Linked DNA regions of Homo sapiens: region 1 is linked to region 2. Evidence: chromatin loops called from intact Hi-C (ENCODE). Cell type or tissue: Caco-2. All regions are shown on one strand. Each heading gives the region's core, and the rest is flanking DNA. Links, peaks and the distances in the headings are about the cores only. Region 1 overlaps SYTL2 (synaptotagmin like 2). Region 2 overlaps SYTL2 (synaptotagmin like 2).

Region 1 (12,965 bases), core at 1,694-9,693, 85 kb before region 2:
ACAGCCAGTCCAGACCATGAGCCTCATTTAAGCTCCTGCGGACTCTGATTGACCTTGAGAGTTAAAACTTGGGGAGTATACCTTCTTTAATTCTCCTGAGCCAACTCATATTTTCTGTAAGATTTCATGATGATTCAAATTCTCATTAAAAATCTTAAAAATTAGTGTTTTGAATTATTTTAGAAACAGAAATGGAAGAAGTTTCTGCAACAATTGTTTTAAGATCTGTTTTTCTTTTTATAAAACTGTTAGACAAGGATTTTTACTTTTAGGAAGATAGTAAACACTTTCTGAATAATAGTTAAGGGAAAAGGCAAAATCCCACTTTTCCTTCTGTTTTCCGTACCTGACGGGGGTTCATTTCTGGCTGTCCTGGGTCCAGCTGTGTTGCTTGCTTGAGCTCATCCTGAAACTCTGTCCTATCCATTTTGGTATTTAGTTAATGTCTTTTCATTTTAGTTTTGTTGAGAATTACAAAAACCTTTATCCTGAGGTGAAAGACTGAATTCCACAGAGGGGACCTCATTGGTGTTTTGCCTTCCAGCTCTTAGCTGGGCACTCAAGTCCTTTTCACTCAGCGACCATACATGGTTGTGGTTTCCATGTGGAATGGGTGTGGCATTTCTCTTGGCTCAAATTTCCCCTTTCTCACCTCCCACTTCTCCCTCTCTACCTTGAAGCCTCTTCTGATTGGTTTAATGAGAAATAATACCCAAATAAGAAGATACCGCATTAAATACATGCAAGTGCTGATGTGTTGCTGCCGGCAGCCACAGGCTGTGGTGTGAGTAACTAGTGATTCCGAGGATGAAAGAAATCAGTTTATAAATCTCAATGATAGGAACATTTTTTTTTCTTTACCCCTTACCAGCTCTGTGGAATTGTGGAAAGAAATTGAAGACCAGGATTCAAGATGATGTATTTTTTGTATAATTCTTTGCGTGTGTGTGAATGTTAAAGGCTGGCAATTTCCTATGCTTCTAATGTGCATAGATTTAATAAAACGAACATGTAATAAAGTTAAGCTGCATGATGATATCATTTATTTCCCTTGTATCTCAGCCTAAATAGTAGTGGCATTTGAAAGCCATTATGTTAGAGAATAATATAATTATGGACCCTGAATTTGAAGTAAAGCAATTCAGCCTTACTATTCTCCTTGATCTCCTTTGATGTTTACTTCCACTTGTTTTTCTTCTTCTCTTCTATCTAAGATGGAAGGAAGAAAACCAGTAAGACAGAGAATATCATATCTTTAGATGGGATTTTTTTTCTTCACATCTCTGTTATTTTACTTATTCTTTTTTGCAAGACATTAATGAGGTTTACCATAATTTTTTTTTTTTCTATTTTGGTGGCTTTGGTTTCCTAATGGGAGAATACAGCAGAAGGAATTTGAGGCGTTAGTGGTTCATAGCCTAGAAAGCTCTGTTTTCAAACCATTGCATTGCACCGTCTCTGTCATTAAATATTGCAAAGCATAGTCTCAGCTGAATTCACTGAATGTCTTTCCTGGGGGAAATGCTGCTTTTCTCCTCTGTCAGGGTCTCTAGAAAGGTGAGGGTTCTGCCAGGTTTAAGAAAGATGAATTTCCAGTTACCTTGTGAAGGTTGATTTCAGGACTCTGTTCTGGGTCATACTAGGAAGCCTGCCATGGGCACATGGCACGTGGTTGTTGTGGCCAAGTAATGCCCATCAGATAGGTAAAGACCTCCTCTTCCTGGGCTGCCTGGGGAAGTCCAGTCTGAGGAAATCTGTGGCCAGAATCTGAGCCAGAGATCAGAAAATGAGCCAGGCCACAGAGTGTGCAGGGATCATAGAGAAAGGAGCAAGAAGAGCCAAGGACTGAAAAATGTACAACCCAAGCCACCTGGAGAATGATTCTGTGCTTTGTGACACTTCTGTCCAAGAAGGCAGCATGGGGTGGAAGCACAGAGCATGGACACTGGAATTGGACAATCTGGCTGGAGTTGTGCTGCCATTACTAGCAGTTAACTGAGTAATGAGCAGTTACTTGGCCTCTCTAAACCTGTTTTCTTATCTGTAGAATGCTTACTTCATGTTGCTGTGAGAAATTAATGAGTTAATATATGTAAGGTACTTAAAACCGTGCCTAGAATATTCTGTTATGTAAGACTTTGATAGTCTTATTGTTTTTATTAACTAATATTAACTATTTTTGCCTAGTTTGCTATATACCATCAAGAACAAGGGTGTTAGGATATATGAAGAACCAGAGTTCTATATATAAAAATCAAAGTGTTTTATATGGTTTGGCTATGTCCCCACCGAAATATCATCTTGAATTGTAGTTCCCATAATCCCCACCTGTTGTGGGAGGGACTTGATGGGAGGTAATTGAATCATGGGGGTGGTTACCTCTATGCTGCTATTCTAGTGATAGTGAGTGAGTTCTCACGAGATCTGATGGCTTTATAAGGGGCTTTCCCCCTTTTGCTTGGCACTTCTCCTTGCTGCCACCATGTAAAAAAGGACATGTTTGCTTCCCCTTCTGTCATGATCGTAAGTTTCCCGAGGCCTCCCCAGCCACATGGAACTGTAAGTCCATTAAACCTTTTTCCTTTATAAGTTACCCAGTCTCGGGTATGTCTTTATTAGCAGCATAAGAATGGACTAATACAGTGATTTGGTACTGGGAGTGGGTTGCTGCTGTAAAGATATCCAAAAATGTGGAAGCGGCTTTGGAACTGTGTAACAGACAGAGGTTGGAACAGTTTGGAGGGCTCTGAAGAAGAAAGGAAAATGTGAGAAAGTTTGGAACTTCCTAGAGACTTGTTGAATGGTTTTGACCAAAATGCTGATATTGATGTGGACAACGAAGTCCAGATTGAGGTGGTCTCAGATGGAGATGAAGAACTTGTTGGGAACTGGAGCAAAGCTCATCATGCTTTGGTAAAGAGACTGGTGGCATTTTGCCCCTGTCTTAGAGATTTGAACTAGAGAGAGATGAAACTTTGAACTTGAGAGAGATGATTAGGATATCTGTAAGAAGAAATTTCTAAGCGGTAAAGTGTTCAAGATGTGACCTGAATGCTGTTAAAAGCATTCAGTTTTATGTATTCACAAAGATATGGTTTGGAATTGGAACTTACGTTTAAAAAAGAAGCAGAGCATAAAAGTTTGGAGAATTTGCAGCCTGACTGTGTGACAGAAAAGAAAAAACCATTTTCTGGAGAGAAATTCAAGCTGGCTGCATACATTTGCATAAGTAATGAGGAACCAAATGTTAATCAGCAAGACAATGGGGAAAATGTCTCCAGGGCATGTCAGAGACCTTCACAGCAGCCCCCCCACCCATCACAGGTCTGGAGGCCTAGGAAGGGAAAATGGTTTCCTGGGCTGGGTCCAGGGCCCCCCTGCTGTGTGCAGCCTCTAGGACTTGTTGGTGCCCTCCATCCCAGCTACTCCAGCCATGGCTTAAAGAGACCAAGGTACAGCTCAAGTTGTTACTTCAGAGGTTGTAAGCCCCAAGCCTTGGCAGCTTCCACATGGTTTTGAGCCTACCAGTGCACAGAAGTCAAGAATTGACGTTTGGGAACGTCCACCTAGATTTCAGAGGATGTGTGGAAATGCCTGATGTCTAGGCAGAAGTTTTCTGCAGGGGTGGGACTCTCATGGAGAACCTCTGCTAGGGCAGTGCAGAAGGGAACTGTGGGGTTGGAGACCCCACACCCAGTCCCCACTGGGGCACTGCCTAGTGGAGCTGTGAGAAGAGGGCTACTATCCTCCAGACCCCAGAATGGTAGATCCACCAACACTTGCACTGTGTGCCTGGAAAAGCTGTAGACACTCAATGCCAGCCTGTGAAAGCAGTTGGGAGGGGGTGCTGTATCCTACAAAGCCACAGGGGTGGAGTTGCGCAAGGCTGTGGGAGCCAACCTTTTGCATCAGCATGACCTAGATATGAGACATGGAGATCTCAAAGGAGATCATTTTGGAGCTTTAAGATTTGACTGCCCTACTGGATTTTGGACTTGCCTGGGGCCTGTTGCCCCTTCATTTCTGCCAACTTTTCCCATTTAGAATGGGTGTATTTACCCAATGCCTGTACCCTCATTGTATCCAGGAAGTAATTAACTTCCTTTTGATTTTACAGGCTCATAAGTATAAGGGACTTGGTTTGTCTCAGATGAGTCTTTGAACTGTGGGCTTCTGAGTTAATGCTGAAATGAGTTAAGAATTTGTGGGACTGTTGGGAGGGCATAACTGGTTTTGAAATGTGAGGACATGAGATTTTGGAGGGGCCAGGGCAGAATGATATGGTTTGGCTGTGTCCCCACCCTAATCTCATCTTGAATTGTAGTTCTCATAATCCCTGTGTGCTGTGGGAGGGACTTGGTGGGAGGTAATTGAATCATGGGGGTGATTACCCCCATGCCGCTGTTCTAGTGACAGTGAGTCAGTTCTTACAAGATCTGATGGTTTTATAAGGGGCTTTTTCCCCTTTTGCTTAGCACTTCTCCTTGCTGCTACCATGTGAAGAAGGATGTGTTTGCTTCCCCTTCTGTCATGATTGTAAGTTTCCTGAGGCCTCCCCAGCCATGCTGAACTTTGAGTCAATTAAACCTCTTTCCTTTATAAATTACCCAGTCTTAGGTATGTCTTCATTAGCAGCATTGGAATGGACTACTGCAGTGTTCTTCCTATTCTCTACTCACCACAGCGCAGAACACTTCTGTACCCCAGATGTGCAGGGGTTTTCCCCACACATACCAAGCAAGCAATCAGTTCTACAGCAAACACCAGCTGGGTATCCTCTAATTCAATTCAATTCTGACATTGCCTAACTGAAGATAGCATCAGATCTCACAGGCTGAGGGCCCAGTCCCACAAGACTGTCCCTAATTCAGATGCCAATCGCAAGTAATAGGTTGTCACCTATATTTCTGATTGACTGACTGTAAATTGGATTTCTCACTACTCCTTTTTTTGGGTTTGACTAATTCACTAGAATGTTACAGAACTCAGAGAAAAACTTTACTTGTATTTACCAGTTTATTATAAAGGATATTGCAAAGGATATGGATGAACAGCCAGATAGAAGAAATGCATAGGGCAAAGTATGGGAGAAGGGGCATGGAGCTTCCATGTGTTCAGCTAACAAGAAGCTCTTCAAACCCAATCCCTTTGGGATTTTATGGCAGCTTCGTTACATAGGCGTGACTGATTAAACCAATGGACACAGTGATTAGCTTAACCTTTGTGCTGGCAGGGACCTCTCTTCTCCCCAGAGACTGGGGCTTTGGACTGAAAAGTTTAATCATGCTTTAGTCTTTATTGTGACCAGCCCCCATTCTGAAGCTACCTAGTGGCTGCCAGCCACCAGTTATCACCTTAGCATACAAAAGACACTCTTATCACTCCAGAGATTCCAAGGGTTTTAGGAGCTATGTACCAGGAAAAGAGAACAAAGATATTTCACAATATCACAGAGAGACATTTCATTTGGTGGAAAATTATCCTACTCTTTAGATGAGCATAAGCACTATTGAAAGAATGACTGTTGCTTGCTTGACTACAGACTTTGGGATGGTTTTACTCTGGGCTTTGAAATGCAATAAGAGGTATAGGGCCATAGTTCATTGTAGACAAATTCTGCTGTGGCCTGAATTGTCTTCTTTCACCAGTGTGAGTCACAGCATTTTATCGTCAGAAGGAGTCTATGTGAGAGATCATCCTTTTTAGTTCCCTCACTTTGCAGATGAGGAGATAGAAGCTTCAGAAGGTTAAGTGACTTGCCCAGCATCACATAGCAAGAGAGAGAGACTGAGCTGGGAGCAAAGTTGACCTTGCCTAATCCCTGGACAGTGTTCTTTCTCTAGTACACACCAGTTTTCTAAAATCATGGCCCCTCTCTTCAGTGAGATGTACCTAACAAGTCTTCTCACACAGTATGTCCTTAGGAAGTATTTACTGATTGATCTTTGTTGATTAAAAATTTATAAAATGACTGTTTTTCTTCTTCTGAAACTGAAGATTGTTTTACCTAAATATTTTCAGTTTTCCATGATAGTGTGACCTTTTTTAAGTCCTACTTCTGCTAGGGAAAAAAAAAAACACTTGATGAGTTTTATCTGTTCCATATGTTTATAGCTTTTGAAATGAACATTTGAAATTCCATTATGTCAGTTTGTAGATAGTAACTTATATCTATAATATATCCATATATACACATATCTATACACAACATAGTAATTAAGAGCACATATGGAGGTGAAATTATTCTGCTTCTCTGAACCCAGTTCCTCTTTTGTGAAATAGGAATGATAATGACACTTTCCTTACAGTGTTGGACTGAGGATTTGGGGAGATAGCCCGTGTAAGTGTTCCAGACTGGTGGCTCTTCATAGAAATAATAGCAATAGCAATAACTTCACATGTAATCCTGCTGTCCCCCTCCCAATAAACAACCACATCTGAACCAAAATACCCTTGTTAGAACACTCTTCTATGGCAAAGGGATGCCTTATTTTACTACCTGGGGATGAGGATCCTGGTTTTATCATCACTTAGCAGCCACCGAGCCTAATTTTCTATGTAATAATAGGTCAAGAGGTTTTCACGATTTCATAAATTGGTTGCAAATGACTGAGAACTAAATGTATAGTAGTTTTTATGTATATAGATGTATATGTTATATAATATATATAGTATAGTACACTACAGAATATATAGATTCTATATTTTGTTTTTATTTTATTCATGTATTTGTTTCTTGAGACAAGGTCTGGCTCTATCACCCAGGCTTGAGTGCAGTGGGGCAATCTCCTCTCACCGCAACCTCTGCCTCCCAGTCTCAAGCCATTCTCCCACCTCAGCCTCTCAAGTAGCTGGGACTACTTGGCATGCACCACTACACCTAGCTAATTTTTGTATTTTCTGTAGAGATAGGGTTTTGCCACGTGGCCCAGGCTGGTCTCAAACTTGTGAGCTTAAGTGATCCGCCTGACTCAGCCTCCCAAAGTGCTGGGATTACAAGTGTGAGCCACTGCACGCCCAGCCTTATTTTAAATAGATAGTGCATGCATGTGTCTATGCTACTCCTCTTCACTAAGCTTAGACATTGTTAGGCACTTGCTCAAGGATAAGTCTTCAAGACTTCAGTGGTGCATGTCTACAGGTCTTGCTGCCTTCTGTTGAGTTGCTCAAGATGCCAGAATGGCTGAAAAGATGCTAGAACTGGTTCTGCTTTCTAACTTGGGAGCTCTGCTTCTCTTTGGTCACTGCATTCACTCTGCAATTAGTACCGGGTACTGTTGTGATGGAAAAGACGGTTTAAATTCTCTTTGGTAGAAAGTCACTTTCAGCTTCGAGTCCAAACTCCAAAACCACTCCTGGGTAACACTATCAAATAGTCCTGGGCTCTACCCCATCCCCACTGCTTGCTAATTGCTTTGGGGGGTGAGGGGATGGGGTAAGGGTGAGGGAGGATTGTTTAATCTTATCATAACCTACATTGTATGAATTACACCTGTGAATTTCATCTCAGAACCCTTGGTGAAATTGTTTGAAGTGTTACTTGATGAAAATAAATTGGAATCTGCAGGTTGACTAAAGTCTCACTAGTAAGAAGACCGGCCGGGCATGATGGTTCCTGCCTGTAATCCCAGCAGTTTGGGAGGCCGAGGCGGGCAGATCACCTGAGGTCAGGCGTTGGAGACCAGCCTGGCCAACGTGGTGAAACCCCATCTTCACTAAAAATACAAAAAGTAGCCTGCATGGTGGTGGGCACCTGTAGTCCCATCTACTCGGGAGGCTGAGGCAGGAGAATCACTTGAATAGGGAGTCAGAGGTTGCAGTGAGCCGAGATTATGCCATTGCACTCCAGCCTGGGCAACAAGAGCAAAACTCGGTCTCAAAAAAAAAAAAAAAAAAAAAAAAAGAAGTAAGACCTGTAATTCTGGTAAGTGAAACCTTAGGATTCCTATGACCTAAGTTTTACTCTTCTTGTGTCTGAAGCCTACTCTGTTAAGGACCTCTACCTGATTCCAGAGTCCCAATTCCTGTTTTTTGGTAGTTTTTTTTCTTTTTCTTTTTTTTGGCAGGGGGTGTGGGTTGGGGGGGGATTAAATCCCATTCTTTTAGTGTACAGAGCCTGGGCCTGTTTTATAATCCCTTCTATAATTTTGATGCTTTATCTTCACCTTGAAATCTTTTCTAGCCATTCCCCTCCTCTCCCTTCGTGCCTCAGAAGCAGGTTCAGGGTGCTCATTAATTACATTCTTGAGTGTTGGTAGCAATGAATGCAGTCTGGGAAGGTAGGCTTGCTGTACAGGCATGTGATAAGTCACACCTGCAGAGAGGAATACCTTGACTAAAAGGCCAATTAGCTCAGACACTTTTGGTAATGGTCAAGAGTGCCAAGATTAGTTGTTTTCACCTTCACTCAGTGGTACAGATTACATGTTCTTAACCCCATGTTAGCCCTCTTCCTGATACTTACTGTTACTGCCAAGGGAAAAGTAGGGCTTGGGGCCACCCATTTCTGCTACCAAGAAAAATACTCAGAGCATACACATGCTAATTACTGAGGTGACTAAAGAATGTCCACTTCTTCAATGAAAGACAATGCTCTTTTGTGTATGTAGGAAAATAGATGTCCTTTTGTTTTCCTGTACTCCACCCTCTCCAAAGCTGTACTATGCTGTCTTCTGCATTGAATTCAGTGAGTTGGCATGTGACTTGTCTGAATCTTTCCCCCTGTCCAAAGCTCAGGTTAAGTCTTACCTCACCCTGGTTTTTGCCCTGATCTCTTCACTACCCCTCTAACCACAGAGCTGACACTTAAATACACCCCATTGTCTTACTCCATTTTGTGTTGCTATAAAGAAATACCCGAAGCTGGGTAATTTATTTTTTAAAAAAGGTTTGTGGTGATTCCTCAAGGATCTAGAACTAGAAATATCATTTGACCCAGCAATCCCATTACTGGGCATATACCCAAAGGATTATAAGTCATTCTACAATAAAGACACATGCACACGCATGTTTATTGCATCACTATTCACAATAGCAAAGACTTGGAACCAGCCCAAATGTCCATCAGTGATAGACTGGATTAAGAAAATGTGGCACATATACAGCATGGATACTATGCAGCCACAAAAAAGGGATGAGTTCATGTCCTTTGCAGGGACATGGATGAAGCTGGAAACCATCATTCTCAGCAAACTATCACAAGATCAGAAAATCAAACACCACACGTTCTCACTCATAAATGAGAGTTGAACAATGAGAACAGATGGACACAGGGAGGGGAACATAACACACCGGGGCCTGTTGCGCGGTGGGAGGCTAGGGGAGGGATAACATTAGGAGAAATACCTAATGTAGATGACGGGTTGATGGGTGCAGCAAACCATGGCATGTGTATACCTATGTAACAAAACTGCATGTTCTGCACATGTAATCCAGAACTTAATAATAATAAAAGGTTTATTTGGCTCATGATTCTGATGGCTGGGAAGTTCAAGATTGGGCATCTATATCTGGTGAGGACCTTCAGCTGCTTCCACTCCTAGAGGAAGGCAGAAGGGGAGCCAGCTGTGCAGAGATCACTTGGCAAGAGAGGAAGCAAAGGGTGAGAGAACTGGGTAGCTCTTTTTAAAACAATCAGCTCTCAAGGGAACTAATAGAGTGAGGACTCACTCATCTTCTGAAGGAGAGTATTAATCTATTTGTGAGGGATCTACCCCCATCACCAAAACACCTGCCATTAGGCCGTACCTCCATCATTGGGATTAAATTTCAATATGAGATTTGGAGGGATAAACATCCAAACCATAGCACCCATTGCTTTTAGTTCTTCTCTTCCTTTACAAATGTGTTCTCAGCTCTGTCACTTAACACCTGTGTGATCTTGGCTAAGCCACTTGACCTTGCTGAACCTCAGTTTTCATATCAATAAAAGGGTGGGCTGGGCATGGTGGTTTATACCCGTAATCCTAGCACTTTGGGAGGCTGAGGCGGGCAGATTACTTGAGGTCAGGAGTTCAAGATCAGCCTGGTCAACATGGTGAAACCCGTCTTAGTAAAAATACAAAAATTAGCCAGGCGTGGTCGCACATGCATGTAATTCCAGCTGCTCTGGACGCTGGGGCAGGAGAATCACTTGAACCCAGGAGGTGGAGGCTGGAGTGTGCCGAGATAGCGCCACTGTACTCTAGCCTGGATGATAGAGTGGGACTCTGTCTCTAAATAAATAAATAAATAAATGGGGGATTATGAAGATACTTATTCCTATCCGCTCTACCTACCTCCCAAGAAGGGTTGTGAAGAGTACGTGTGCTACAGTACAGTGTAAACCCCCAACATTGTACAAATGGGAGCTATTATTATTGCTGTGGGCCAATATGTTCTTCACAACAGGAACCAGGTCTTAGGACTTAATAGTTGTACCCATTGTGCCTAGCTTAATCCCAAACAGAGGATACTGTCATTCAGGAAGGAGGGAGGGAGGGACAGAAAGAAGAAAAGAAAGACTTTTGTTAGGTTTTATACCCTATTTTCCTAATTATTCTCTCCTTCACTGTAGTGATGTCTTATGAAAAGTGTTTAGTTTCTAAAAAGGCTTTGCACTGGGCAGCAGGGTGACATTTTTCTCCAGTAGTCTGCCTATTCATCTCTTTCTCCCTAAGCTAGCTTGGTGATGGTGTTGGCATTCATTTTGTCATTTGATTTTATGTCCATGAGAAAAAAAAAAACAGGAAGGCACCTGAGAGATCAGAGTCCAAATGCCTCATTTTACAGGTGAAGTCACCCAGAGAGGTGAGTGAAACAAAGAGTTTCAGTTTTCAGTAGCAGAGCGAAGACCAGAACCCAGATCTTCAACTGCTCTAGGCAGGGCACAGGCTGACCCTAATTAATGAAGTACTAATGATCATTTGTGCCTGCCTTTGGAAGGGTTTAAGGTTTGATTAATACTATAAAGCTCTTGTCCAGATCAGTGCAAGGATTTTTGTTGTTCATGAGGGTATAGGAGAAATAGATTTGCTGATGCTATAACCTCATACTTCCTGCTTGCTCTCCACACTTTGAGTTTATTTATATAAGCTTCTAAATTGGGATCACGTAAAAAATAAAAATTCCTTTTTAACTGGTCTCATTTCACATCAAGTTTAACAACATTCTATCTTGCAAAGCTCGGTATTTGGGGTGTGTAGGGGTTTGAGGGAAACCCCAGCTCCTGTTTGCCTCTTGGGGTTCCTTTGCAGGGCACTGTGTACCTGGCCTTTTCTTCCACCTTTACTGCTGCTCTTCCTGTTATGTCAGAACTTTGGAGCTAGGTAGACCTGAGTTCAAATCCCAACTGTGTTACTTGGAAGCAATTTGAATTTAATGAAGTCCCTTAAGATCCATGAACTTCAGTTTCCTCATTGATAAAATGCGGGTGATGGTGCCTACTTTGCTGGTTTGCCTTATGGTGTAGAGAAAATGTGTGTAAAGATTAAAAAAGGTATTGGAGAAAGATTAAATGTCAGTTCCTTCTCTAATTCTTCAATAAAATTCAAGTCCTACCAATTAATTGCATTAATTTAGTTTTTTATTTTCTATAATATATGCACATAACTTTTAATGTTATTAGTAGTGAACAAGGCTTTTTGGTTTTCTGTGTAATATCACATTCTTTCTTGCTGGCTTTCATCTGAATTTCCAGGGCTTGAGATTTTCAGAAAGTTTAGTGTATAATTTATTCCTTTTAGAGATTTTCCTTCCTCTTGGTAAAAGAAAAAACCACATAGCTGGACATCATTTCTAACTTTGAATTGCCTTTTTAAGAACTATGGTTTAGTTGGTTTAAAGAGAGGTTTTTCAGGGACAAATTTAATATATATTTTTCAGCTCTGCAAAGATTACATTATAAATCTGAATAGCTATATATTTTTTCCTAATAAGGCAAAGGCTTAGAGACAGTTTACTTTCTTTTTTGAATAGAGAAAACATTTATTGAAAAAATAAATTTCTGGTCTTTTGGAATAACACTATAAAATGAATGTGGTACTTTGATGGAATTTGGAACAATATCACCAAACATGGAGTGGCGGGCACAGGTCAGGTGTTGGAAATACAGAGGAGATGAACATGGCATCTCCTTCTTCCAGGAGAGCTCAGGCTGATAAAGGAGACGGATAAGGAAACAGACAGTTGCTATATAATGCCGAGTCCTGTGAGACCAAAGAGGAGGAGACTCTAACTCCACTTATCAGGAAGGGGCTAGACTCATCTTCCGACAGGAGGTGACACCTGGACTCTGTCTTGAAAGATGACTAGGAGTTTAAGAAGCTGGAGAAAGACCTTGCAGGCAAAAGGAGCTGCATGTTCCAAAGACAGAGGTGTGAAAGGTAAGTTTAAAGAACTAACTTCAAGGTACTGTGTCGGGAGAAATGGAAAGGAAGTCAGGGTGTAGATCTGGAGGGGCTAATGTAACGCTGAGTGGTTTGAATTTTATCCTGAAGGCAGTGAAGCCATTGACTGTACCTGCCAGGGAGTCTTACAATGGCAGAAGACCTTAGAGGTCAGAACTGAGCCCTCTTGTTTTTGCAGATGTGGAAACTGAGGCCAAGGAAAGGAAAGGAAAGTGAAACACTCATGGCCATACAGGGAATTAGTGGCTGATAACCTATGTCTTTTATACAGTGGGAAGTAGGGAGAAGGGAACCTTCCCAAGGAAATTTCAGTGTTGACCTTATGAAGGCAGATTCTCATAGGAACATTTGGCCAAGGATTTATCATGGGGACTGCATGGTTTGGGCTAATGACCCCAGCATGCCTTTTGCATATTATTTCCTTTAAAGGAAAGGCCATCACTAGCAAGAAATGCTCTTTGGCTATTTTTAGGCTGTGTGGTAGGGGGAATTAGTGGAATTCCTAAGGTTAGCTCCAGCTGTTTTTCTCCAAAAGGCCAGCTGAATATTTTATGAAATTTGCTCATTAGGGTTTTTATC
Region 2 (12,965 bases), core at 2,556-10,555:
AAGCATCTCATTTTTAACTGGCTACCATTACGTTTCTGATACATACCCATATTTTGAAAATAAAGCTCTAAAGAGCCAGAATTTGAAAGTAAAAAACTATCTTATGCAGGTTTCTTATACAGGTTTAGCATCCCTAATTCAAAAATTTCAAATCCATAATGCTCCAAAATCTGAAACTTTTTGAGTGCCGATATGATGCCGTAAGTGGAAAATTCCACACCTGCTTCATGTGATGGGTTGCATAAAGTTATTAAAAATGTTATATAAAATTACCTTCAGGCTATGTGTAGAAGATGTATATGAAACATAAATGAATTTTGTGTTTAGACTTGGGTCCCATCCCTAAGATATCTCATTACGTATATGCAAATATTACGAATTTCAAAAAACAAATCCGAAATCTGAAACTTTTCTGATCCCAAGCATTTCAGATAAGGAATATTCAACGTGTACTTGAAAATAACAGATAGAAGTTTAAAAAATTATTGTTCAGTCTTTGTTATACTTACAGACTTCTATGCATTTGGCCTAAAATAATCAGATTAGTGCAGCTTTGAAAATGTAAGATATGGCCTTTCCCCCCTTACTTTCACACACTATCTCATACTCCTTCAAATAAAGGGAATACAAATAAATTGTTTTATATGCTGGCTGAATAGCTAACAAAATATTTGTGTTTTGATCAAAATTAAAGCATTCAAAGAAACCTCTCCCATCTCCAAGAAAGCCATTCTGGTTTCTTCACCATCTTTGAGACTAAAGGCCTTGAAATATTTTCTGGGTATCCTGCAAGATTTTTCAAGATATACAACCTAGTTTTCCCAGGTATTAAGGCAACAGTCTAGTTCTGATGCAGAGAGAAATTTTAATCCAGAGCACTCATGAGTGACACATGGTCCCAGAAATGGGACAGATATGGTTCTGTAATGAGACCTATACCAACAAACAGGATGAAAAGTTTGTCTCCCACCTGCTGACATTTCTTCACTTTTCAGACAGCACCAGTTGCCCTTGAAGCAGAAAACAGAGGTGAAATGAAACTAGCTCTCCAGTATGTCCCAGAGCCAGTCCCTGGTATGTAATGACTTTCTATTCAGATTTATGTCCTTTCCTTATCCCTCCCTTCTCACAGTATTTACTATGCGTTTTCAAAGGTGAGGCCCTAAAGAAACTTATCAAGTTAGTAACGTATAGACCAAATGAGTCTATTCACAGTTGTAAATAAGAAAATTCTTTTTTTGTTATTGTGGCAAAAAAAAAAAAAAAAGAAAACATAAAATCTACCATCTTCACCATTTTTAACTGTACAGCTTAGTAGTGCTAAGTATATTCACACTGTTGGGAAACAGATCTCCAGAACCTTTTCATCTTGCAAATCTGAACCTGTTTATCTATTAACCAACAATTTCCTTTTCCTCTACTACCAGCTTCTGGTAATCATCATTTTACTTTCTGTTTCTATAAGAAAGTTCTCATTTTTTTTTTTAGTTTAGTTTATAGTCATTAGGTTTCACCTCACTCTCCAAAAATTTGTATCTGCACAATGTGAATGGCCTGTATTCAGAATTTGTGTATTCCTGTGTTTGGAATTTGGACTTATTGATAGTGCTATAAGAATAGAACCTGAGTGTTCTTTTTCACAGGTGGGAATTAAGAGGACTCCAGAGAACTTAAAGCTCATTCACCCTCCACTCTCAGGGTCTCATTAAGAGATAAAGCTTTTCCCTCAAGATTATTAATTGCCTCCTTGTCAGGTCTTCAGCCCAGTTAAGGAGCAAGAGACTAGCAGGAAATGAATGCCAGCCAGCTCCTTGCTCCATTTCCCAAGCAAGTTCCCCAAGTTAGTCTCTTTAAGAATCTGTATGAATGTTATGGCTGAAATCAGAGGTTGTAAACTCAAATGCTTTCAGTAACCAGGCAGTGAAGCTAGTGAGATGGAAGAAATAATTGATGGTGAGGATAGTGACTGAACTAAAGAAAAGCATTCTGATGTAGTTTATACCGCCCCCCGCCCCCCAAAAAAGAAAGAATTAGAGGGCAAGTAAAGCATATTTTCAGGCTGGATTGCTGTCAGACTGCCACCTTTGAACTTCTGGATTTTCCTAAAAGGTAGATTCTTTTGCATATAATTTGTATCCTATCATTTAAAGTCAACATTCATAGAAATCCCATTTCCCTTTTTCCTTCTATCACTTGGTAGTAGAGGGCAGGGGTATTGTGTGTTGTGATGGGTGCCACCATGTCTGAATTTTTGTCCACGTAGTTTTTCTTCTTTGAAATGGCTTCCTCTTCTCCTCAACCTACCAAAGTCTTAGATGAAGCCCCATCTCCTCCATAAAGCTTTCCCTAACTATATTAGATCTCACTGATCATATCATCTTCTAGAACATTACAGTAATAACTTGGAGTTTCACTGTATATTACATTTTTATCATTTTATTTGAATTATTCTCTCCAACATAACTATAAACATTTCCCAAGGGCATAGATTATTTCATGTATTCTCTGTATATCTAATGATGTTCCTAGCATAGCATAGAGATGAGCTTATGATAGATCCTCACTAAGTACTGTTTGGTTGACTGATTGAGCTAACCCATTCAGAAAAATCTGGTGGCATTCCTCTGTTCGTATGAACCCAGCCTAGACAACAATTTCAGACTAAGCCAACTTCTTAGTAACTATCTGCCCATAATATTAACTATTACGTATGTACATACAGTATCCCTATAAAATGTTTAACCACTCTTGACTGGGGGTGGTGGCTCACGCCTGTAATCCCAACACTTTAGGAGGCTGAGGCTGGTGGATCCCTTGAGCTTAAGAGTTCAAGACAAGCCTGGGCAACATGACGAAACTCTGTCTCTACAAAAATTTAAAAATTAGCCAAGTGTGGTGGCACATGCCTGTAGTTGCAGCTCCTCTGGGAGGGCTGAGGTAGGAGGATCACTTGAGCCCAGGAGGTTGAGGCTGCAGTGAGCCATGATTGTGCCACTGAACTCCAACCTGGGTGACAGAGTGAGACCCTGTCTCAAAAAAAAAAGTATAACTACTCTTAAAAATGACTATACCTTAGCCAATACCTGTTTTGGTTACTTTATACCCAAATATGTTTTAAATGTCTTCCACTAGCACCAACTGATACTGGTATTAATGTTTGCAAGGTATATGCATTTCATTGAAATGTTTTGAATATAACTGTAAATGGATGATTCACATTCCTGGTGTTTGATTTTGTTGAATCAAGCAAAACCCCAAATGAATGATGTGCTAATGATGTAATACTTGGTACTTAAAGCCAATATGAATTATTTTTATAGAGCTATCGAGTTCAGTAAAACCAGATTATGAAGACTTAGTTAAGACTGTATAGATTTAATCAGTTCAGATGATATCATCAAATACTAGCTAGTATCTCCATGCCAGAACATTTTTAGGCTGACATCTTTGGACGCAGTATTGCCAAGGGAGAACTGGCAGTGAAAATTTTCTCTTCTTTTTCTATTGTAGGTAAAAAGCTTCCTACAACTGGAGAAGTGCACATCTGGGTGAAGGAATGCCTTGATCTACCACTGCTAAGGGGAAGTCATCTAAATTCTTTTGTTAAATGGTAATAGTATTGATGACTCTGTCTGCAACAGTTCTGTAGCCTGGTCTTTGCTGGTTAGTTTCGGTTCTCTATATCTGTAATACTGACTCATCATTCATAATTTAAATGAATTTACTTGGGATAATGGAGACATGAATTGGAGGAATCTATATCATGAACTCTCAAGGCTTCATTTGGCTTTAAAATCATAAAGTAAGAGGTCAAATGAAACTAGAGACCTCATACTCAATGTGTAATGTGTTCTAGGGAAAACATCTGTTGGTGAGGGCAATAATCAGTTCAAAAGAGTTTATTAAATTTCTAATGGTAAGATGTCACACCCCTTGACTCCTTTATGGAGCAGGGAGAATTCCTTCTCTCCTTTGTCCCACCTGTTTTGTGGCCTATTTGCAAACGGTCATTGTATGAGACTGCAGATATTTGGAAAATGATTTGCTAATCAACCCTTACTAAGAGCTTGAGACAGTTTGGGTTTTTAAGTGGCAAACTCTTCTCTCTGTTATACATATAAAGTGACTGGCATCTAGTAAATAATAACTAAACAGATATTAGTATGCTCTCCTAGTTTCTCTAATTTTATTTATATATAGTCTACCAGAAGACCAACTGTAGCTTTTTAAATATATGTGACATATATCTGGTACAGCGAGGTGTCTCACGCCTATAATTCCAGCACTTTGGGAGGCCAAGGCGGACGGATCACTGGAGCCCAGGAGTTCAAGACCAGCCTGGTCAACATAGCCAAACCCCTTCTCTATTAAATAAATAAATATATATGTGACATATATCTAAGTAGCATAGATGATATTATTTATGATTTTCCCTACACATTATCTTTATAGATGTCAGCTGGTAAGATTTTTTTGGCTCAAGTCAGCCTCATTCTAAGACCAAGTCAGTCAGTCACATTCTGAGACCATTCACAGACCTTCTTGCCTTGTGTTGCCACTTGTATTGTCTTATATTGCCACTTACAAGAGGCATGGTAGGTTAAAGTTCATTTAATTGTTATCATAAATGAAATGTAAGTGATTGTAAAAAAAAAATTACATAATTTATTTCCAAAGTCAAATCTAGCAATTTGGAGAGGTTTCTCTTCTTTTTCTATTCTGTATAACACAAATGTCTTAGGCTATCACAGCTAATCAGGATAGCCTGTGCTTGCAAATTTTAAAGGAATCCTCAAATGATTACTAGCATATTAAGCACTTACTAAATGCAGGCATGGAGCTAAGTGTTTTGCATATGTTATTTAATTCTAATTTTAGCCTTATGAAATCAGCATCACCATTCCCATTTTATAGATGAAGAAGCAAGTGTCCGTAAGGTTGAGTAACTTTCCCTAAAATGCATACCCAGGAGGTAGCAGAGTCAGGATTCAAACCAAGTATAGCTGACTCTAGGTCCAGAGTCTTTTCAGCATGATGTGTTCCTACCCCCTACCCCACTGTCTGCCAAACCACCACCACCACTATCTCTCCACATCTTTTCCTCCATTGTCAATCTTTAATAGCTGTGTTGTTATGTATTGAAAGCATGAATGTTCACTATCTTACTAAAATGCTCCCACAATCATGCCTCTTTTTGTAGTACCATCCTTCCAGATACAAGTAGGAAAAGTCGCCAGAAGACAAGAGCTGTAGGGAAAACCACCAACCCTATCTTCAACCACACTATGGTGTATGATGGGTTCAGGCCTGAAGATCTGATGGAAGCCTGTGTAGAGCTTACTGTCTGGGACCATTACAAATTAACCAACCAATTTTTGGGAGGTCTTCGTATTGGCTTTGGAACAGGTACTGTTTGCTACATTTTTAATTCTCCATGAGCCAAATTTTTCTAGAGATACTAGAGGTTTGTTTGTTGCTTTGCTTCTTCCCAGTGAAAACCGAGATATCCTGAAAACAGATATCTCTTAAGTATAGTGAAATAAATGAGTAAAGAAATGTCAGGTTGTATGCCAAGGGCTCCAGATATGAGGATTAACAGGGTGAAGTGTCTCTGCATATAGAGTTTAAGTTATTGTGGCAGTGGCAGGGACAGAAAAGCCTTCATCACTAGTCTGCCCTGCAAAAACATTTATGGTCCTTCAAGGCTAAATATATGCTTTGAGTAATAACAATAACATTTTTGGAGCACCAGTCACTGTATTAAATGCTTCATTTACATTATTTCATTGAATCCTCACAAGTCTATGAGGTAGTTACTAATGTTACCCCAAAGGAACTGATAGTCCAAGAAAGTAAGTAACATAGCTACAAAGTGGCAGAGCCAAGATTCAAAATTGAGTCTGTTAGACACTAAAGCCTTAGTCACACTAACCTAGAGATTATCTAGTGTCATCTCCAACCCAGTGCAGGAGTCCTCCCAACTCCCTTATTCCCTGATGAATTTTCATCTGGCCTTTACATTAACTTGAAGAAAAATCATTGCTCTAGGAATTATGGTAATGATTACAAACATGAAGTCACTCAGACAATTGAACAGTTCTTCCTTATGTTGAGTCTCACATCTGCCCTCCCAGTGAAGAAAGCTCCTCCTAGCTTCCACTGGTGGTTATAATTAGGGAATAACTTTCCCTCTTTCCCCTACCCCCAATGAGCTGTTTCTTTCTAAATGCAAAGCTTCCTTTTTTCAGGTAAAAGTTATGGGACTGAAGTGGACTGGATGGACTCTACTTCAGAGGAAGTTGCTCTCTGGGAGAAGATGGTAAACTCCCCCAATACTTGGATTGAAGCAACACTGCCTCTCAGAATGCTTTTGATTGCCAAGATTTCCAAATGAGCCCAAATTCCACTGGCTCCTCCACTGAAAACTACTAAACCGGTGGAATCTGATCTTGAAAATCTGAGTAGGTGGACAAATATCCTCACTTTCTATCTATTGCACCTAAGGAATACTACACAGCATGTAAAAGTCAATCTGCATGTGCTTCTTTGATTACAAGGCCCAAGGGATTTAAATATAACAAAATGTGTAATTTGTGACTCTAATATTAAATAAGATATTTGAACAAGCTAGGAAAATTGAATTTCTGCTGCTGCTTCAAAGAAAAAGCTGCCCCAGAGCATTAAACATGGGGTATTGTTAAGAAGCAAAATGTTCTTGTTTGCCATCATGTGTTTCACACCACAATTCTGTGCCACAGTTAAGAGGGTCTGGTACCCTTGCAGGACCTTTGTAGGTTGTGGGAAAAAGTCGCAGAAAGATACTCAAAGTGGAGCAGGGAATGGAGACAGACATCAGTGATGATAAAAAAAAAAATGGACCTTAAGAAACTATTTACTCTGTAATCTCTAATAAAATATGGAATTCCATATTAGGGCAATGAGACTGAAACTACTGGTGTTTTTCTGCCTTGAGAAAACAAACAGTTAAAACAAGCCTCAAATGTATTTTAGTGCCACCCACTGGCCATAGGTACAATTCAGTTGTTGGCTTGTTTTGACTTAATTCTAAAATAGGTCTCAAGCCTGTATTTTTATGAGTTTATTTTTTTAAAACCCTGCATATATATGATTGTTTTTCTTATAACTTTACTATATGAAAGCAGCATAAGAGTAGTCACAAACATGTTTTGCAACAAAGTTTTAATTAGAATGTAAGTTGCTCAGTTATACTGTTCTTCTTATGTATGTAAAATTTTCGTATTTTGTAAAAACCCTTAGAATAAATTATCATTTGATTTAAATTGTATTAGAAAATTAGCGTGACTTCTCATTTTAAATAAAATATTTTAGGAATTCTAAACATCTAAATTTCCTAACAAGGCTAATGAACTTCTTCTGGGCTAATGTTTCTGCAGTCTTCACTGCAATTCTGGGCATCATCTCCCCTAAGTGGGCAACTTTGGCTATGTTATTAAGAGTAGGATTTTTATTTTTATTTATTTTGTTTTAAAGGACATAGCAGATCTCAAGGATTTTTATTTTTTTTTAAGTAGTTAAAATGCTTTGGGGATGATTTTAGTATATGAAGCACATTACTCTCCCTTAGGACCCAACCAGCTTAATTTTCTGAAAACAAGCACTGATTTAATGTAGGTTCAAGAAAGCCTGAGTGACAGGCGAACATGGGATCTTACAACAAGCATCTCATAAATGTCATTGAAAACAACTAGAATGCTTGCCTGTTCTTCCTGAACAGATACTAGAACGTTCTACCCACTTGTCAATAAGAGTGACTAATCTAGGTCAATGCCCTTTCCATTGTCTCCTCAGGTCTTTTTTTTTTTTTTTTTGAGATGGAGTGTCGCTTGGTCACCTAGGCCGGAGTGCGCTGGCGTGATCTCGGCTCACTGCAACCTCTGCTTCCCGGGTTCAAGCAGTTCTCCTGCCTCAGCCTCCTGAGTAGCTGGGATTACAGGTGCCCACCACCATGCCCGGCCAATTTTTGTATTTTTAGTAGAGATGGGGTTTTACCACGTTGGCCAGGCTGGTCTCGAGAATTCCTGACCTTGCGATCTGCCTGCCTCGGCCTCCCAACCCAGGTTTTTTATTAGAGTGCTTAGTCTAGCTCTATTTATCATTCCCGCTCTGACCTTAAGGAAGGGCAAAATGAGCTAATTAGAGTCACGCTTCTAGAGCACAGCGGTAGAAGCACAAACCCTGTTCTGGCTTGTGCCAGATCATAGTACAAGCTACTTCCTCAGGCTTTCTTTCAGTTACCTGTAAAACCAGCATCCAGCCAGCTCTGGAGCAATAATGAGATTGGCTCCATTATCTCCCCATCTAGGACCAGGACTGCCTGTCTCATCCTATCCCCCGATCCCTCATCTTCAAAACACCAAAGTGGGAAATAGAACCCCCCACCTTCTTTGCATCTATCCACAGCACTTCTGACTGCCTCAAGAAGTCCAAGGAGAGGTTTCACATGAAAAAAAAATATAAATCATAAATTTAATCTTCCCTGGTTCAAAAGGAAGGCTAAGTGTGAGCTTCATGCTTTATAAAATGTAAGCACGGCTGGGTGTGGTGGCTCATGCTTGTAATTCCAACACTTTGGGAGGCTGAGGCAAGAGCATTGATTGAGGCCAGAAGTTCAAGACCAGCCTGGGAAGCATAGCAAGATCCCATCTCTAGAAAAACTAAAAAAATTAGCTGGGCATGGTGGTGTGTGCCTGTAATCCTAGCTACTTGGGAGGCTGAGGTGGGAGAATTGCTTGAGCCTAGGAGTTTGAGGCTGCAGTGAGTTTTGATTGTGCCACTGCACTCCAGCCTGGGAGACAGAAGGAGATCCTGTCTCTTTAAAAAAATGTAGGCAACTTGAATTCTTTAGTGAACTCAGGTTGACATGCTTTTGAGTCAGTGTAACTTTTAGGCAAAGACCCTCCTAAAACTTCAAAGTACATTTTTCTAAGCTAGAGGCATTCCTTGAACTGCATATTTTAGGGCTTTTTTTTTTCAGAAGCCCAACTGGTAATAAGCCAAAAAGGAGGATTTATTGGAAATATACTGGGTTAGCTCACAGAGTAAAGAAGTACTGCGGGAACCTAGGTTATTTTGGGGACTTGCAGGCTGGAACTAGAGACTCAGATGTGGTCTCTTTTCTTCAGGGAGTGAGAAATAGCACCTCAGCCAGGTTCAACATCACAACCTCTCAGCTAAAGCACTTCTCTTTCCTAGGTTCAGCTTGAGAGACCTATGGTGGAAACTGGCCAGGTCTGTGTCATATGCCCACCTATTGGACCATTCACTGTGGATGGTGTAATATGATTCACCTAGCCTGGGTAATGTGCCCACCCTGTGGCCAAAGGAAAATGGTTCATTATTAGAAGAATGGGATGTTATATAGACACTGGTGAAATCAAGAGCTAGGTATACATGCAATTTGTTTCTACCTCAAGTGAAAATATTTCAAAATACCATTATTTTTAAAAAGAAGTAAAATTTCTAAGGGTCACTGCTGACTCTTTTCAGAGAGGCCTAAATTCTTCCATTTACCCTGACTACTCTAGCTTCTAAGTGGGTGGTGAGGATCCTGGGAACTCCATGGACTTCTCACATGGTCCAGCAGTCCACCCAAAGCATGGTTACTGTTAGGCTAGGCTAGCTTCTTTCAGAGAGATGCCTACCACCCTTCTCCTCAGCTGTATTTTCCAGGGAACTTGCTTAGACATCTTTGCAGATCCCTGGCATCCATACTCACTATACAAGTAAAAAGCCCCAAATATCTCTTACCACTGTACTTTCATTCCCATTCTGCTTTGGGATTGGTCTCTCATCTACTCTCATCTTCACTCTCTCCCAGGCTTATTCACTAGTTTGTTTTATAAAAAAAAAAGTCCCCACATACTTGATTCAATCACAGACAATATATTCCCTCTATTTCTTTGGCTGGCTTTTTCCAAAAGAACTGGTTCTCCTTCAGCCTTACAAAAAGAAAGCTCACTCTCACACCCAGTACCTCAATCAGGATATGGGATCAGATTTCAGATCATTGCTCCTCTCTTTTCCTGTAAATGTTTCTAAGGATGTGTGTTGTCCAGTTGTATCAGGAAGGGAGTACAGTGTAATGGTTAAGTGACCTCCAGAAACAGGTAGCTTGGATTTGAATCTCAGTTAAACCACTTAGTAGCTGTGTGACCTTGGACAAGTTATCTAACTTCTTTGTGTCTCATCTGTAAAAGAAAAAAAGAAAGAAAGAAAGAAAGAAAGGGGCGACATTGTGCCTACTCTATAGGTGAAAATAAATGAATCAATATAGTGCTCACTTTTGACAGATAGCATTCTGTAAATGTTTGCTATTATGATTATTCCTTCCACTCATTCTTGTCCTCTACCATCCTTCTCAACTCATTCATTGATGACCCTGGCCCCTGGCTCCACAGCATATGAATGTTCATCAGACACCCTGGCTTCTTAGTTCCTTGACCTCCTCAATTTGAATATCCTTAACCTCTGTTCCTTTTCAGCCACACAAATCCATGAACTTCCTTGTAACTGAGAAGTTCCACCTTTGAAGCATTAAATGTAAACATCCCACTCTGACCAAAATCTCCTATGCTCTCAGCTTTCAGTTCATTATTCTGTAATATTATTTTTAAAAGTCATTGTGGACACCATCCCTCAAACCCCTATCAGTCACCTCCCACTATCACTCCTCTATCCAGTCAACCACTCTCTTGCCACTAGCCTCAAAATTTTTGCTTTCTTTTTTTTCCATTGAATACCCACTCACCAGCACTATTACAGTTCCCATCCCCACATAAATTCAGTGGAACTACCCTGTCCTTGGTGCAAACTGTGGCTGGAGAAAATCACACATCCACCCTGTCTACAATAGAAATGAGAAATAGATGGAGAAATAAAGAGTCCTTGTGTGTGGCTTTGCATCTGCAGTTTTGGTTCTTGAGGTTCTACCTAGTTCCTGCCTCTCCTGCTTTGACTCTATGAGCTCCCGCTGTGCACTTTCTGTGAGCCAATATATTTCCACTTGCTTAGCTAAATTGAATTGGGTTTCTATTAAAACAATCTTGACTAATATGCCCCTTCCATCCAAGACTGGTTTTGTATCCCTTCTTTGTGCCTTCAGTAACACCCAGTGTTTACCACTGTATCTTTGAAAAGAGTGATGTCTAATTTATCTATGATTACTTTAGCAGTGTTCACACTGAATTATTGTTATCCATTTATCTGTGTCTATCACTAAACTGTAATCATCCTGAGAGTTGGGACTTCATTCTTGGATATAATAGTTTCTCAGTCTATGTGAGATGAATGAATGAATGATCAAATGGACAAATGAAATGTGATCTAAGATCATGGGCTTTGGTATCAAAAAGATCTAGATTTGAATTCTCGCTCTATCACTTATTCTCTGGGTGGCATAATTTGCTTAACCTCTCTCAACCTTGGTGTCTTTGTTACCTGTAATTGATAAAATGTGGATAATAATGCCTACCCTTCAAGAATATCATTAGAATTAAGTGAGAGATGTACAAATAAATGCCCACTACCTAGAAGAGCTCTGTAAATGGTAGCTTTAAAAGGGAGGGAGGCATGGAAAGACTTAAAGATAAGTGGAGACGACTCATTGATCACCACAAGGGAGAGAATTGGTCACCTTGGATCTCTGGGAAGGGAATATATGGGATACTTTTAGGAGGGGAGCTAGAAAAAAAATGATTGAGCAAAGAAGACAACCACGGCAGAAAGGAACCAAAGTGATTACTAAACTAAGTTATTTGAGGACAGTGATCGTATTTATTTTATTAATATATTCTTAGCACCTAGCATTGCAAATAACCTTGCAAATGTTTACTGAATAAATGAATGAATATTGATTAGGATCTTATCAGATTCTTGGTCTTGATAAGTAATCTATAGATGTGTGTTATTTTAAATAATGTAAATATAAATTTAATAGAAATGTGTATTAAAATATATTTGCAAAAAAGAAATATAAGCTTTTTCAAATGTGGAAAATTTAGCTGAACATGGTGGTACATGCCTGTAGTCCTAGCTGCTTGGGAGGCTGAGGCAGGAAGATTGCTTGAGCCCAGGAATTCAAGACTGCAGTGAGCTATGATGACACTACTGCACTCCAGCTTGGGCAACAGAGACCCTGACTGGTAAAAAAACAAATGTGTATGTATCTTTTTTCCGTATTTTTCTGAATTCTTTTCCTCCTTTCAGGAAATATATTTTGTGAATTCACTTTATGATATCAGACAACCATATAATCAACAAATAAAATTTTCAATGTTTGTAAGACCCTTTTATTTAAGAGGACCATTCTAATTTTCTAGTCATTTGCCTTGAAAATAACTAGACGAACTCCATTTACGCATATGAAGCTTGAAATTTAAGGAAAAGGACAAGAGAAATGTGGGAAAATTACAAATAAGTTTAATTCACATTTTTAAAGTCTTTGGAATTCACTTTCACAAAACTTCAATATCCTACTGTTTATGTAGTTGTTAAAATTTCAGCTTAGGAAATTTCCCCAGTCTTCAATCTTGGTTTCCATATATAGACAAGAAATTCAGGATTTGAAACATGAGACCTTGATCTTTGACAGTGAGGGAAGAACCTGAAACTCTTCTTTCAGATTTGTTTCGCTCCCAGTGAAATCTGAAGCATTTAAAAATTCATCTCATATCTATAATGACACCCAGGGTTTTTCCTTATCATCATGACTTGGGAGATAGTAAATCTGATCACCAGAAACTGTGACCACAAGAATAGTCAACTCTTTTCCCTACCCTTAATTTTCACAGGATTGAAATCATCTGAATTTTAAGTTTTGTATTTTGCCTTTTTCAGTTGTATTTCTAACATAAGACTTTTCCATGCTATTAAAAATTACCTATAAATGTAATAAGTTCTAGTGGCTGTACAATATTTTTTGTATG

The links. Hi-C counts contacts between places; a loop is a spot of excess contacts. Peaks named below come from ENCODE experiments on the same cell type or tissue, not always from the same donor. Only the 100,000 strongest peaks of a DNase experiment are listed, where the experiment ranks them.
Region 1: it touches region 2 in a loop (4-fold over the local background); 3 of 110 quality-filtered maps call a loop at or near these places.

The regions. Positions count from the first base shown.
Region 1 is chr11:85,772,751-85,785,715 of GRCh38, reverse strand. All of the region lies in intron 1 of SYTL2 (synaptotagmin like 2), which reads left to right. Among named protein-coding and RNA genes, the nearest start is that of SYTL2, 32 kb to the left of the region's middle. In Caco-2, for the core only: no CTCF peak of the experiment used is centred there; DNase peaks (open chromatin) are centred at 3,880, 5,265 and 5,712.
Region 2 is chr11:85,688,624-85,701,588 of GRCh38, reverse strand. SYTL2 (synaptotagmin like 2) reads left to right here. Exons shown (of 20, transcript NM_206927.4): 17 at 996-1,074; 18 at 3,511-3,610; 19 at 5,201-5,406; 20 at 6,249-7,360. The coding sequence ends at 6,394. Among named protein-coding and RNA genes, the nearest start is that of CCDC89, 8.9 kb to the right of the region's middle. In Caco-2, for the core only: a CTCF peak has its summit at 7,009 (motif pointing left); no DNase peak of the experiment used is centred there.